3 separate regions of the Homo sapiens genome follow, and regions 1 and 3 are each linked to region 2. Evidence: chromatin contacts called from ENCODE Hi-C data. All regions are on one chromosome and are shown on one strand. The core of a region is the stretch at or near the end of the contact, and the rest is flanking DNA. Distances in the headings are between cores, read along the strand shown. Region 1 has its middle 60 kb from the start of NAMPT-AS1. Region 2 overlaps ATXN7L1 (ataxin 7 like 1). Region 3 has its middle 140 kb from the start of NAMPT-AS1.

Region 1 (4,319 bases), core at 1,539-4,038, 540 kb after region 2:
TTGTTCAAGACACTAAGAATCTGGACACCCTCCAGTGGTAACAATTTGCAAGCTCGATTGGAGGTGGAGTGGCTTCAAAATTGGCTTAGTCACATGGCTGGCAAGTTGGTGCTTGCTATTGGTGGGAGGCTTTCACTATTTCTCATGGGTTCTTCTCCAATGGGCTGCTTGAGCTTCCCTCCAGTATGGTAGCTGGCTTCCCAGAAAGAGTGGTCCAGCAGAACAAAGCAACAGCTGTGGTGACTTTTATGACCTATCCTCAGAAGTTAAACATGGTCTTCTCCATCAAGTGGTTGCACAGACCACCTCTGATTCAATGTAGGAGGAGACTTCAGATGATCACGAATAGTAAGAGGTGAAGATCATGCAGGCATCCTAGAGCCTGACTGTGACAGGGTAGTATATGCCTATATTCCTCCCTCAATATTTTCCTGTTTTCCTACTCTGCCTGTTTGGCAAGGACACAGTGGCTCCTAACCTCTCTACTCTTAATCTCTTCATTGTGTTTTCTTGATATTTCTCAAGATTCCTACATATATTGAGTCATACAGAATGTAAAACCAACAGTTTTTAAAATTAATCAATTTTAGCAGTTTTTAAGCTTTCAGAGCTGTCCACTTCATCCTAACACTTTAGGAGTTGGTGGCCATCCCATGATCTCCTTCACGTTTATGTAATGTTCTATCTGCCTGCTCACAGTCTGTATCTCATCCTGGAGAGTCCTTATTTGTAAAGCATATCTGTCTTCTTGTACTTATCCTTCTGGTCTCTTCATGGATCTACTACCCTTTCTAGTGCTTTACCTATGTCATCACAAAGATTCCAGAATGAAGTCTCCTTCCTTCAAGATGGCAACCCTGGAGCATGGTTTTATTTGAGCCTGAGCTGGAATTGCAAAATTAGGCAGCTTGGCAGGAGAAAGCTAGAGCCAGGCATCAGTGGACCCCAACCTCTGAAGAAACCAACGCTTTTACAAACAGCTCCCTTCTGTAATGTCATGGGAGAGTAATTTTTTGCTTTTATAGGGTTTCTTCAGACAGAAGTACCACACAAAGATTATACAAGGATCTATGCTTTTCCATGTGGGGGTTTGATACATTAATGAGAATTTGACAAATCCTGACCACTCTGCCATCTGTGGGCCTCATTCTGTTCCTACTTCTGTGATGCTTTCCATCTGTTCTGAGACAGAGGAACTCGTTCCACTGACATAGGCAATACTCCTAACCCTACCAGCTGTCTTACAAGGGTGTGTTGCTGCTCACTGGAGAAAATGAAAGAAAAGGTATATATTCAACAAAAATCCTGCCAGAAACAATTCACATTCTTCCGTACAGGTAGCTTACAAAGGGGCACAATATGGGATGGGTTTATATTAATCATATCTCATACTTTTCATGAGGTTATGTCATCTTACTGCTCAGAAACCTCCAATAGCTCTCACGACTTAATCAAACTCCTTATCTTAGCATTGTAGGCCTTCCGGCTGTCATTCAGGCTTCATGGCACTTTATTAATACAATATTCCTTTCCCTTCCCCGCTACATGTCACCTATACTTTAGCCAAATGGGACCACATACTATTGTTCTAACCTGCTCCATAAATTTCTGCCTCCATGCTTTTAGAAATTGTATTCTCTGCATTCTAAATGTTTTCCTGTCATGTTGACCATAGAAGTGCTTCCCTTCCCTGAGATCTGTGGTAAGTGCTACCTCACTTATGACACCCTTCCTGATTTCCTCTATCTAGTGATCTCACTTCCCCATGGACTCTGAGAGCACTTTAGTGGTAACGTGTTTATAGACTTACCACATTCTTCCGGATATTTGAGCTGTTACTGTAACAGAGTCACGATGCTTACTTCCGCACTTGATGTTTTCCAAAATATTGATGGCTGAGAGTGAGAACAATCTGTTTTAATTCTGCCAGTGATTATTAAATTTATCTTTGAAGAAGGGTAGATCTTTGAGTTTTGGAGAAGAATAAGACTTAAGGGAGTTTTAGATTATACAAATGAAAGATAATCTTTTGGAATACAGAGACTCTGGTCCAATGTTTCTCAATTTGGTTTCCACAAAACCTTAAAGTTCAATATGTCATCACTAGGGGTTTGTAAGAGATTTTGATTTAAAACCTAGACATCAACTTTCGAAGTTTGCATACTTTGAGGATAGATAGTGGCTAAGCAGACATGTCAGCAATTTCATTCGGGGTCTTTCAGCCCCATTGTGGCAGTGTGCAATAGGATTGTATTTGTTTGTGCCCAGTTTGGTTTATGATGCAAGCTATGGGAGGTTACTGGTAACTGATGAGTGCTATATTGCACAGACGAGAGGGGTGGTAAATGGATGACATGAGTTTTTCCTTCTCTAACTATTTCCCCTAAACTCCCCTTATGCACTACAGGATGACTCACAGGACCAAACAAGCTTTGCTAGTATAACTAAAAATGAGGGGAAATTTAATTTTCATTCTAAAGGCTCAGCTGCACCCTGCCCCACCTCCTGCCCCCAGTTTTGTTGTGGTTACAAACATGGCAAAACATAGGTTGAAAAAGACTAAAAGTGATTTCTCCAGTGATTGATGAGTTTGGGGGGATTTTTAAATTTTACTATGCTCTTATGTTTTACACTTAACTCATGTTTGTATTTTATAAACATGTTTGATAACCCAATGTGGTAATTTTTGAAGGTGAGATGTGAGATGGAAGAGGAAAATTTTAGGCCTGGGGATAACCCTGATAAGGGTAGTGATGATGAATTATAACCTTCTGAGTCATTTTCCTGTGTGATTGGAACAAAGGACACAGAAAAAGTCCATCTTTATGATGAAAGACCCTTACCAAGGAGCTTCTATAGGCTGATTATCCAAATTTTCTTATTTTATTGAGAATCATCCATGTGAGGAGGCCAGCAAGATTTTTCTGTAAAGAGGCAGGTGGCAAATATTTTAGGTTTTTCAGATCACATGTAGTCTCTGTCACATATTCTTCTTTGTCTTTGTCTGCTTGTTTAAATGCTTTAAAAATGTAAAAGCCAATCTTAGCCCTGAGGGCTGTACCAAAGCAGGCCTCTGGTGAGGTTCGGCCCATGGGCTGTCATTTGCCAATCCCTGCTATGTCAAACAACTTAGAGATGTGGGAATGGCTCCAATAAAAAAAAAAAAAGAAAACCCAAACAAAACAAAAACCCTTAAATATAAGTCATAGGTATTCGAGAAGTAAAGATGCTGATTACTTTAAGCAGCTATTAGAATCTTAAAACAAACAGTAACTCTTGTTAAAAACACACAAACACACAAACAAACAAGAAACAGGTACATTCAGTGAAAAGGACCAGGGAGCAAGTTATTTAGTAGCAGAACTTACTGTCTTAAACAGGAAAAGTCACACAGTTGGTAAGGCTAACAATGTGATCATGTAAAATTACTGTGAATCAAAGGCTAGGAAAAGATGCACTACAAGAAACTGAAAAGGTTCCACAGCCTCAAACAGTGTCATATGGTGAAGTATTGATGACACGTCACACAACTTTGAAGAGGTTTTGTGACATACCCTGAAAAACCGCAGCTTCCTTTTCTAGGTTGATGAGTCAGGGGATTTCACCAATAAATGTCATACTTAGCATTTGTAAGATTTGCAAGTAATTGTGAAATTCAAGAAAACAAAGAGTGGCCCATAACAAGGAAAGGCCAAGATATAATTAATGTTTGGCCTTCATATCTATAAACAAAAGGTCTAAGAACTACATTGACATGAACACTGATAGTGCTCTGTCAAATTTGGTTCTATGAGAGCTTTTGCATCTTATTAAATGAAAAAAGTTTCTCACATTTTCACAACACATTGGCTTCTTCAAAGAGAATGTCAAACATTCTTGGAGATGAAATGAAAGTTTTAGATAATATTACAAAATGGCTATCTTTGTTATATAAAGGCTAACTTGAGAATACTTTTAAAACTGAAAAGGTGTCGATAAAGGCCACAGAAATATCCTGCTATACACAGAAATTTGGTGGCTCAGCAGAGGAAGCATTTTCAACAGGGTGTTTGAGCTAAAAGATGAAATTCAAAAGTACTTTCAATATCATACTGGGCAAGTTTCGTTAAGTGTTTTGATGAACAATGGCTACAAAAAGTTGCCTTCTCAGCGGACATTTTTCATTATGTGAACAAGTCTCTGCAAGGCCCTGGAGAAAATGTTTTGACTTTGAGTGACAAGATTCTTGAATTTAAAAGGTAACTGAGAGGGACTTCCGATTCAAGTGATGATGGAATAAGACCCTTGTGAAAAATTCCCTTGCAGTAAAACAACTATAA
Region 2 (4,279 bases), core at 733-3,232:
CCCACACTGACACAAACCCATGCAGGGCGAGAACAGGACACACCTTCTGACGCGGCACTCCTGGGTAGGCTGTTGCAGGAATGGCCCCCCAGTTGTTTATACCTTCCAATCTTCACACCCTTGGGTTCCCCCTTTTCACATTGATTCTGGGCTCAGTCACATGACTTACTTTGGCCAACAGACCATTAGCAACTGTGACAGACACTTATAAAATACTTATGCACTGGGTTTGTGTGCCCTCTCTTGTTCTCCTTGGAACCCTCATGTGGAAAGCCCGGGCTGGGCTGCAGTAGCATGGACGGACCCACATGGAGCACAGGTGAGCTGTTCCTGCCCAGACCTCTCCAGACCGAGCAGCCTCCCAACCACCAGACAGGTGAGGGAGGGCCTCTTTGACCATCCAGCCTGGGCTGCGCTATCCGCACCAGAAGAAACACCCAGAAGACCCACAGAATCATAGTAAGTAATGTTTACTGTCTTAAGCCATCAAGTTTTGGGGTGGTTTGTTGCACAGCAAAAGCTAGCTAACTGATACAAGTCCTTAAAGAGGCCTGAGCTAGCATCTCCTTCCAGCTCTGAAGCACTGGAGGATAATTCTTGGATCTCTAGTGTCCACAGACTCTTTCTGCAATGTCAGAACCACCCAAGAATACAGCACTGTCCTTGGCCTGGAGGGTCACTCTGCTCCTAGAAAGCAGGAAAAGGAAGAGGCCTTTATATACCTTCTCCCCAGGACACACAGGGCCTGCAGGCAGCCCTGGTGGGTGCCAGGTTACTTAGGGACAAGGTGACAGTGGCATGCTTTTGCCATTTGTCCCCAGCCAAGTGTTTTTCCACTGATGTGAAAGGAAAAAGATAATTTCTCTAGTGAGCCCTACTGCAAAGACTCTGAGGCAGCATTTCATCAAAGGGTGCTGGGAAGCACTGGGGAGACAGCAAAACCCAAAAACCTCCAGCTCCACTCAGCAAGGAGCTTGCTGCTTCTGTTTCCAGAGAGGCGGAAAAATGAATGAGCACTCAGGAAAGCCAACCTGATCAGTGGCACTTTGATAAGATGACAAAATTGCTCCCTCCTCCAGTCCAAATCCACTCTCTGTGGTGAACTATTATGGGAAGGAAGCATCAACTAATTAGAAGCATCTCTGGGACATGAGAAAAATCAGCACCTAAAATGCCTAAGCAGAGAGAATTCCTTGTTAAGAAGAGAGAAAACAAAACAAAAAACTGCTAGGATGTCACTTTGCCCAAGCATATTTATAAAGGGAGGAGGAGATAAGAATTAATTGGGACAGGAGCTTCTACCTAAGTGACATAAAAGACACAATTATTTTTGCTGCTTTTACAGATCAAGTGCCCCTTCCAGGTGGGGATAGAGCCCTGGCACCACCCACCATTTTGAAAAATGACTTTTAGTCTTCCGTAGTTCTAACTAAGCTTGAAATTAAGATGGTTCTTTTGTTTACTCCCCCTGTTGGGGAAGCTCTAACCACCTATCAAAAACACCAATGTCTGGATTATTTATTTCTCATTGTCCAACCTACGGGGCATAGAAGAGTTTTATGAAGCCAACATGTGAGGCGTTTCTCCCAAAGAAGCGTGGATGCACCTCCCCATATTGCAGAGCCCTTTTATACTATGGTCCTTTGATAATCTGGATTTTGACAGACAGAACTAATGCCTGACTTGGAGCAGGACAAAGAGCCCTGGAAGTCAGAGGCTTCATTCTTGTCACCCTCTTTCCTTTATAAGCTGCGAGCACTTGGGTAAGTCCCTTAACCTTGAGAAAATTCAATAAAACAAAGGGTTAGTGACTAATATATTACATCCTTTTTAAAAAACAAGTTGTGGTTTAAAAAGCCCCATATAACATGAGATCTACTGTCTTAACACATCTGTGAGTGTATAGTACAGTATTGTTAACCATAAGCACACTGTTGTAAAGCAGATCTCTAGAACTGACTCAGCTTGCACTACTGAAACTCCACGCCCACTGAGCAGCAACCTCACTTCCTCCTTCCTCCGGCCCCTGGCACTCAACCATTCTATGTTCTGCTTCTACGAGTCAACTGCCTTAGATACCTCATATCAGTGGAATCAGGCAGTATTGGTCCTTTATGACTGGCTTATTTCATTTAGCATAGTGTCCTCAAGGTTCAAATATATATCCTTACAATGATACTGACATGGTACTCACTGTTTCCATGGTAAGTGGTTACATATATTAACGTATTTAGCCCTCACAGAAACCCTTCAAGGTAAGGTGGCATGATTATCTCCTTTTGATAGATGAGGAAACTGAGGCAAAGGGAGGTGAAGTGAGGTGCCTATGCTTACCTGCTGTGTAAGTGGCTCCAGACTCCTTTTTTTTTTTTTCCAAGACAGGGTCTCACTCTGTTGCCCAGGCTAGAGCATAGTTATGCTATCATAGCTCACTGTAGCTTTGACCTCCTGGGCTCAAGTGATCCTCCCAACTCAGCCTCCCAAGTAGCTGGGACGAAAGGCACATGCCACCACATCCACCTAATTTTTTAAATTTTTTGTAGAGACGAGGTCTCACTATGTTGCCCAGGCTGGCCTCGAATTCCAGGACTCAAATGATCCTCCAGCCTTGGCCTCCCAAAGTGTTGAGACTACAGGTGTGAGCCACCACACCCAGCCCAGACTCCATTCTCTTGAACATAACACCATGTTCTTTCTGTACAGTTTAAAATTTCTATTTTAGCAAGTAGGCTCACAGAGATACTGAAGTCACTGAGGAAGATGGCAAAAGATGGGGCAGGGAGGATAAACGAGATGTGGTGTTGGAGAGATCTACCCTTGTATAGTTCAGAGTGGTCTTTCACAGCAGGAAGAGGATGGCCTTGGAGCCAGGGAGACCTGGGCCCAGTCCTGGCTCTCCCTTGCTCTAGGCCCTTGGGAAACACCAGTCACCAAAACTGGCAAGACCCTTGCCTTGTAGACATCACATGCTAGCAGGTGAGACAAACAACAAACAATAAGTATTCCCAATAATGTCTGCTATAGAAAGGGTAAAGTGTTATAAAAAAACAAACAAACAAAACACTGGTGCTGGGAAGGCTGGCTGGAATTGTAAAAAGGGTGCCACTGAGAAGGTGATATCTGAGCAGACTAGAAGAAGGTGAGAAGGTAGATTGTGAGGCTGGAGCACATCTAGGGGATGGTGTTCCGCACAGAGGGAAGAGCTAGTGCAAAGGTCCAGAGAAGGGGAGAGCCTAGGACGTATGAGGGAGAGCAAAGAAGCCAGCCTGTGTGCAGGAGCCAACGCGAGCCAGCGTAGAGGCACTGAAGCCGGGGATGGCATGGGGGCGGCGGAAAGGCTGTGCCAGTGACTCTGAGTGGTGTGGGAAGCTATGCAGGCTTTTGAGCAGAGGAGTGACATGAACTGATACTTGGCTTTTATAGTAATTTAGGTGATGGTGGCTCAGATCAGGGCAGCAGAAGTGGAGGTGGGAGAAGCAGTTGGTTTTGAACCTAACCTGTTTCCTAGTGGACTAGATGTGGATGGGAGAAAAAGATGGGAGTCAAGGATGACACCAAGAGTTCTGTCCAAAGCAACTGGAAGAATGAAGTGGCTATCAGCTAACCTAGAAAGGCCACAGATGAAGAAAGTTACGGGGTCCCTGAAAAGATATGGTGAAGTCCTATCCCCAATACTTGTGAATGTGGTCTTATTTGGAAACAGCGTCTCTGCAGAAGTGATCAAGTTAAGATGAGGTCATTAGGGTGGGCCTTAATCCAATATGACTGGCGTCCTTATACGACGAGGAGAAGAGACACAGACAGGCCTGGAGATGATGTGAAGGTGGACAGGGAGAACACCATGTGATAAAGGAGGCAGAGCCGGGAGTGACACAGCTATAAGACATGGAAAGCCAAGGATGGCTAGCCACACCGGAAGCATGCAACAGATTCTGCCCTGGAAGCTTCAGAGAGAGCGCAGCCCTGCCAGCACCTTGACTTTGGACTTTGGTCTCCAGAACAGAGAGAGAATGAATTTCTGTTATTTTAAGCCATCTAGTTTGTGGTACTTTGTTGCGGCAGCCCTAGCAAACTATTACAGGGGGTAAGCTAACAATTCAGTTTTCCACATGTTAAATGCTGGAGATGTCAAGCAGGTGGTGGGATGTCTGAGTCCCAAGTTCAGGAGAAAAGCCCAGGCTGCTGACAGGAGTCTGGGACATGTCTGCAAATAGAATGCATTTATAGCCATGGGGCTGGATGAGGGCAGCAAGGAATAAAAGTATACATGGGAAGGGAA
Region 3 (4,006 bases), core at 664-3,163, 620 kb after region 2:
GGAGCCTGTATTCCGACACCAGCCCTGCACCTAAGTATGGTCTTGGACAACTCTCTGACTTGTGGTTTCTTCACTTGTGGAGTGGAGATAACGGTACGGGCCCTCCCATCTCCCTGCATCATTGTGAGGGTAAAATGAGAAGGACAGGTGCAGGTGCTGATCATGAGTACAGGACACTTCCAGCTCCCTCAGCTATCGGTGTAATCCCCAGCTTGACATGTAGGCAGCTGCATTTTGGGGTCATTTGTGGCCTTGGGGACACAGAACTAATAATCAGGATTTTCCAACAATGTATTCAAATAAAGTCTGATGACTTCCGGCAGCTCTCTAACCATGAAGAATTATAGAACTTTCCTGGTACAGTAATACATTTAGAAAACAAAATAGAATCGCCATCTAAATAACTGAATTTCATTTTTTTTTTCAGGTCTTGATTAGGCATAGAGTTTGTCTTCTTAGGAATTAAGCCCAGAAGAGATAACAGTTCCAAACCACGCAAAAACATTTGTTTGACTAGGCTTTCTAGTAAAACACCACTCATCTTTCCTTCCTTCCTTCCTTCCTTCCAGTCTTTATTTCTTGACTGTGGTTCATCTTCTTTTTAAAAAAATTATCTCTTTTATATTGAGGCTTTCTATAAAGCTTCTACAAGTGCTTTTTGGAAGTAAGTTGGATTTAAGGCACGTGTAAAAGCCTGTGTCTCTCAAATTCCTCTGCCTAGAGTGAAACAGAATCTTAGTGAGAGATACAAAACAGCATTCTCTGGATTTACCCAAATCCATTCTGCAGCTGCTCCAACCACACACATCCTCACATCAAACTCATCCCCTAAAGTCTGGGATTCTCCAGGGATTATCTTACAGATACTGAGCATGACTGCCCACTGCTATGTGTGGCACCTGCTACCTTCTTCCTCACCTGCCTCTGCTTACGGGACTGGGGTCTCCATTGCTGCTGACAACCAAGGCAGCCTTAGAGAGCAGCACGTCTATGCTGGAGCACAGTGGAGGTGCCCACCACCACCACCCATGACACAGCTGCATCTGCACAGGGTCAAGGACACTGACATCAGCCTGGCTTTTGGGGCTGGCTGGTGCTGCTCTTGCCCCCTGCTTCCTGTAACCTAGGGATGCTTTTGTGATGAACTATTTTTGTTTACACTTGTTTTTTATTCCAATACCCTCATCTCAGGACCCAGGCGCAGGACTTCCCAGGACTTCTGGCCCTGGGCGCTGGGCCAGAAGACATCAGAGTGACAGGCACTGTGCTGTTCCTCAAACCCCACCAGGACCACCCCAGTCTCCATTCTAGTCCTGGTCCAGTGCAACTGAACCTAGTAGGTGCTTCTATTTCCCCCTCCTGTGAAGAGAGTCTTTCCTAGGAGACTCCATCACTCAGGTATGCAGACCCACAGGTAGGTTGAGCCACACATCATCCTGGCATTCACAGACTTACATCTAAATCCTAATCAGGGAGAGGAAGAGGACACAGCTATCTTAAGCTCAGGTTCCAGGTACAAAGTAATGAATGGGTAATTGGATAAATTACTGAATAAAAGAGGGAGAGAGAAATGGAATGAAAAGAAAAAGGGAAGGAAGGTAGATAAGTAAAAAGAAGAAAATAAAAGATTCTGGAAAGTAGTTCCTAACCCAAGTTCCAATCTCTCTCTCTCTCTCTCTTTCTCAATCATGATGGGATGGGGAGGGCAGAGGAATATGTTAGGACAGACTCCTCCACTTCCGTTCAAGTACCAATAACTAGATGTAGAAAGAAAGTATGCAAATTAGAAGACTAATGTTCTAAAATGAGTAAGAGCCTATTTGCTCACTCTTGGCTCTTAGGAAACTAGAGAACTCATGGGGAAGGCAGGCAAACAGAAGCAAGATTTCATCAGAACACTGGCCCCTTGTCAATTTATCACTCTGGTGAAACAGCGTGACGCTTGGGATTTCCCCAGAACGTCAAACTGCAATTTTACATGTGCTGCTTGGAAGCAAGCTGTGTAACTTCCTGTAATAAGGATTTCAAGTATTCAAGCAATAAATCTGAGATGCCAGAGCCTCTCTTAACACTGTCCTGTAGCTCAGCAACTCCAAATTAGCACAGCTCCACACATCCAAAGCCTGGAAAGGGTGGAAGATGAATATGAACGGACAGATCCCTCATGCTCACCCTTGGTGGTGAATTGAGTCATCAGCTGAGTATGGAAAGGAGTGGGGAACAAGCTCACAGGCTCTTTGTCTCCTTCGACTTTTGTTTCACATTTGCCAGGAGGTAAGGCCTTCATACCTGCAGCTGGGTCAAGTATCTGGAAACACGTGGGCTGCCAGCAGAGCCACTTCATGTCAGCATCAGAGTACAAAGTGAGTGTGAGACTGAGTGAGAATGTGAACTGCCAGGGTATTCCTACCCGTGTGGCCCAGGCCTGGCTGCAGGGAGGGCAAAGTCTGGCTGCAGGGAGGGGAAAGGTCAGCTACAGGTCCCACCACACATGTCCTCCAACTGCACTTTCCTTGTTCTAGCTTGGCATCAGCCCACCTTGCTGTGTGCCTTGCATGCCTCCTTCCTCTTCCTTTAGGAGGGGATAGAAGGGTCCAGCTGAGGATAAATACAACAATCAAGTCTTAGATAGCATTTGACAGCTATTTGATGAATGAATAAATAATAGATGCATAAATAAATGAATGAACAAATAAGCCAACAACTGGGTGTCAACAGGCAGACACGCACATTTTACAAATAGGTATTTCCCTACTTCTCCAGCGTGATAGAGTGGAGATCAATGGCTTTCACAATATCTTGTTAAACCTGAAAGTTTAACGAAAATATTCTCTTTTACTGAGTCCTTGTTAAATTAAAGAAAATTAGAAACAGCTACATATAGCCAGGGTAGGGGAAGGGGATGGTTGGGTAAGAAACCGAGAAACTTGAAGAAGGGGAGCAGATCATTCTGGTGGAGTAGGGACACCTGCCTTACCTGCACTCAAACATTCCCAAGTGTCGACTCCCAATTCCCAGTGAAGGCTGGAGGGGTGATGTTAATACCTCACACTGATAATCCACAGTGCCTCTCCTCAGGGTCCGCTGACTCTGACACCTTTCCCTTCCCCACTCTCCTCCCTCTTCCCTTCTAGCTCAAAGTTTGGGTGAGACTGAAAAGCCAATCTGGCTCCCACTTGCAGAGGAATCAAGGCCCCCAGAGTTTCAGAACCCAGAGGGCCCTTCGCTTAACACAGCACCTTCCTGAGAACTAGAAACAGGCGTCCCGATGGTAGTCACAGCTTCACAGGTGCATGGGGAAGTGAATGAAGATGTTGCCTTGTGTTAATTAGAAAAATATTCAATATCAGTCCTGGTCCTGGCGGGAAACAGATGACACAGTCAAAGTGGATAATGAAGGAAAGTGTGAGGGGAAGGCACCATTTACAAAGACGTGGGTGGGATTTAGGCAAACCTGCAAGGAATGGTATGGTATCCTGGGGCTAGCAACAGTGGGGAGCCCTGAGAGACAAGGAGAGAGAGAGCCCTGTACTGAGACAAAGCAAGAACTGTAGCTTTGGAAGCTGTGACCTTCAGAAAGGGAGAGAGACAATCAATGGCCCTCAGTAAGGAGAGGAGCCAAGAGAAACGCTCTTCCCTTTGCTCTCCTGCCAGCACCCCCAACGGTGGAACTCAGCCAGGTGCTGGAGGGAGGGGGGTGGGCCATGTCATCCACACAGGCCAGCCAGCCAGGGCACAGAGGAGGGTGGGAAGTGGGTCCAGAGAGGTGATGGGAAGCATCCTCATGGGTACCCCTTTCCCAGGCAGATGCAACCCTGTCCGTACACTCCCAAGGAGCCTCGCACAGGCTGCAGGTCAGCCTCGCTCTCTCCCGGGCCAGAAGCCCTTTTGCACGGCAAGACTTGCATAATCATATGTGACAGTCCTAACAGCCTTTGAGGACTATACCCCTTTTCATGTGTAAAAATATTACAAAAGGATCCCATGTCCCAAAATAAATAGAGAA

The links. A loop is a pair of places that touch in the nucleus more often than their neighbours do. Pooled maps may share reads with other maps.
Region 1: a loop to region 2 is called in a map of naive thymus-derived CD4-positive, alpha-beta T cell, with 11 times the contacts of the local background. The contact joins two enhancer-like sites. A Hi-C loop is called at or near these places in 1 of 168 maps with a recorded cell type or tissue (naive thymus-derived CD4-positive, alpha-beta T cell), 2 of 37 single-sample maps with no recorded cell type and 12 of 50 pooled maps.
Region 3: a map of naive thymus-derived CD4-positive, alpha-beta T cell shows a loop between it and region 2 (2.3-fold over the local background). The contact joins two enhancer-like sites. A Hi-C loop is called at or near these places in 1 of 168 maps with a recorded cell type or tissue (naive thymus-derived CD4-positive, alpha-beta T cell), 2 of 37 single-sample maps with no recorded cell type and 10 of 50 pooled maps.

The regions. Positions count from the first base shown.
Region 1 is chr7:106,343,248-106,347,566 of GRCh38, forward strand. No RefSeq gene overlaps it. Among named protein-coding and RNA genes, the nearest start is that of NAMPT-AS1, 60 kb to the left of the region's middle. RefSeq lists an enhancer at 2,890-4,089. Within about 2 kb of position 2,789, at least 4 of the 41 ENCODE cell types and tissues checked have a DNase peak (open chromatin) inside an H3K27ac peak, as active enhancers do.
Region 2 is chr7:105,807,414-105,811,692 of GRCh38, forward strand. All of the region lies in intron 2 of ATXN7L1 (ataxin 7 like 1), which reads right to left. Among named protein-coding and RNA genes, the nearest start is that of ATXN7L1, 67 kb to the right of the region's middle. RefSeq lists enhancers at 1-31, 1,503-1,572, 1,693-1,802. Within about 2 kb of position 1,983, at least 8 of the 41 ENCODE cell types and tissues checked have a DNase peak (open chromatin) inside an H3K27ac peak, as active enhancers do.
Region 3 is chr7:106,423,223-106,427,228 of GRCh38, forward strand. No RefSeq gene overlaps it. Among named protein-coding and RNA genes, the nearest start is that of NAMPT-AS1, 140 kb to the left of the region's middle. RefSeq lists enhancers at 1,533-2,732, 2,116-2,215. Within about 2 kb of position 1,914, at least 21 of the 41 ENCODE cell types and tissues checked have a DNase peak (open chromatin) inside an H3K27ac peak, as active enhancers do.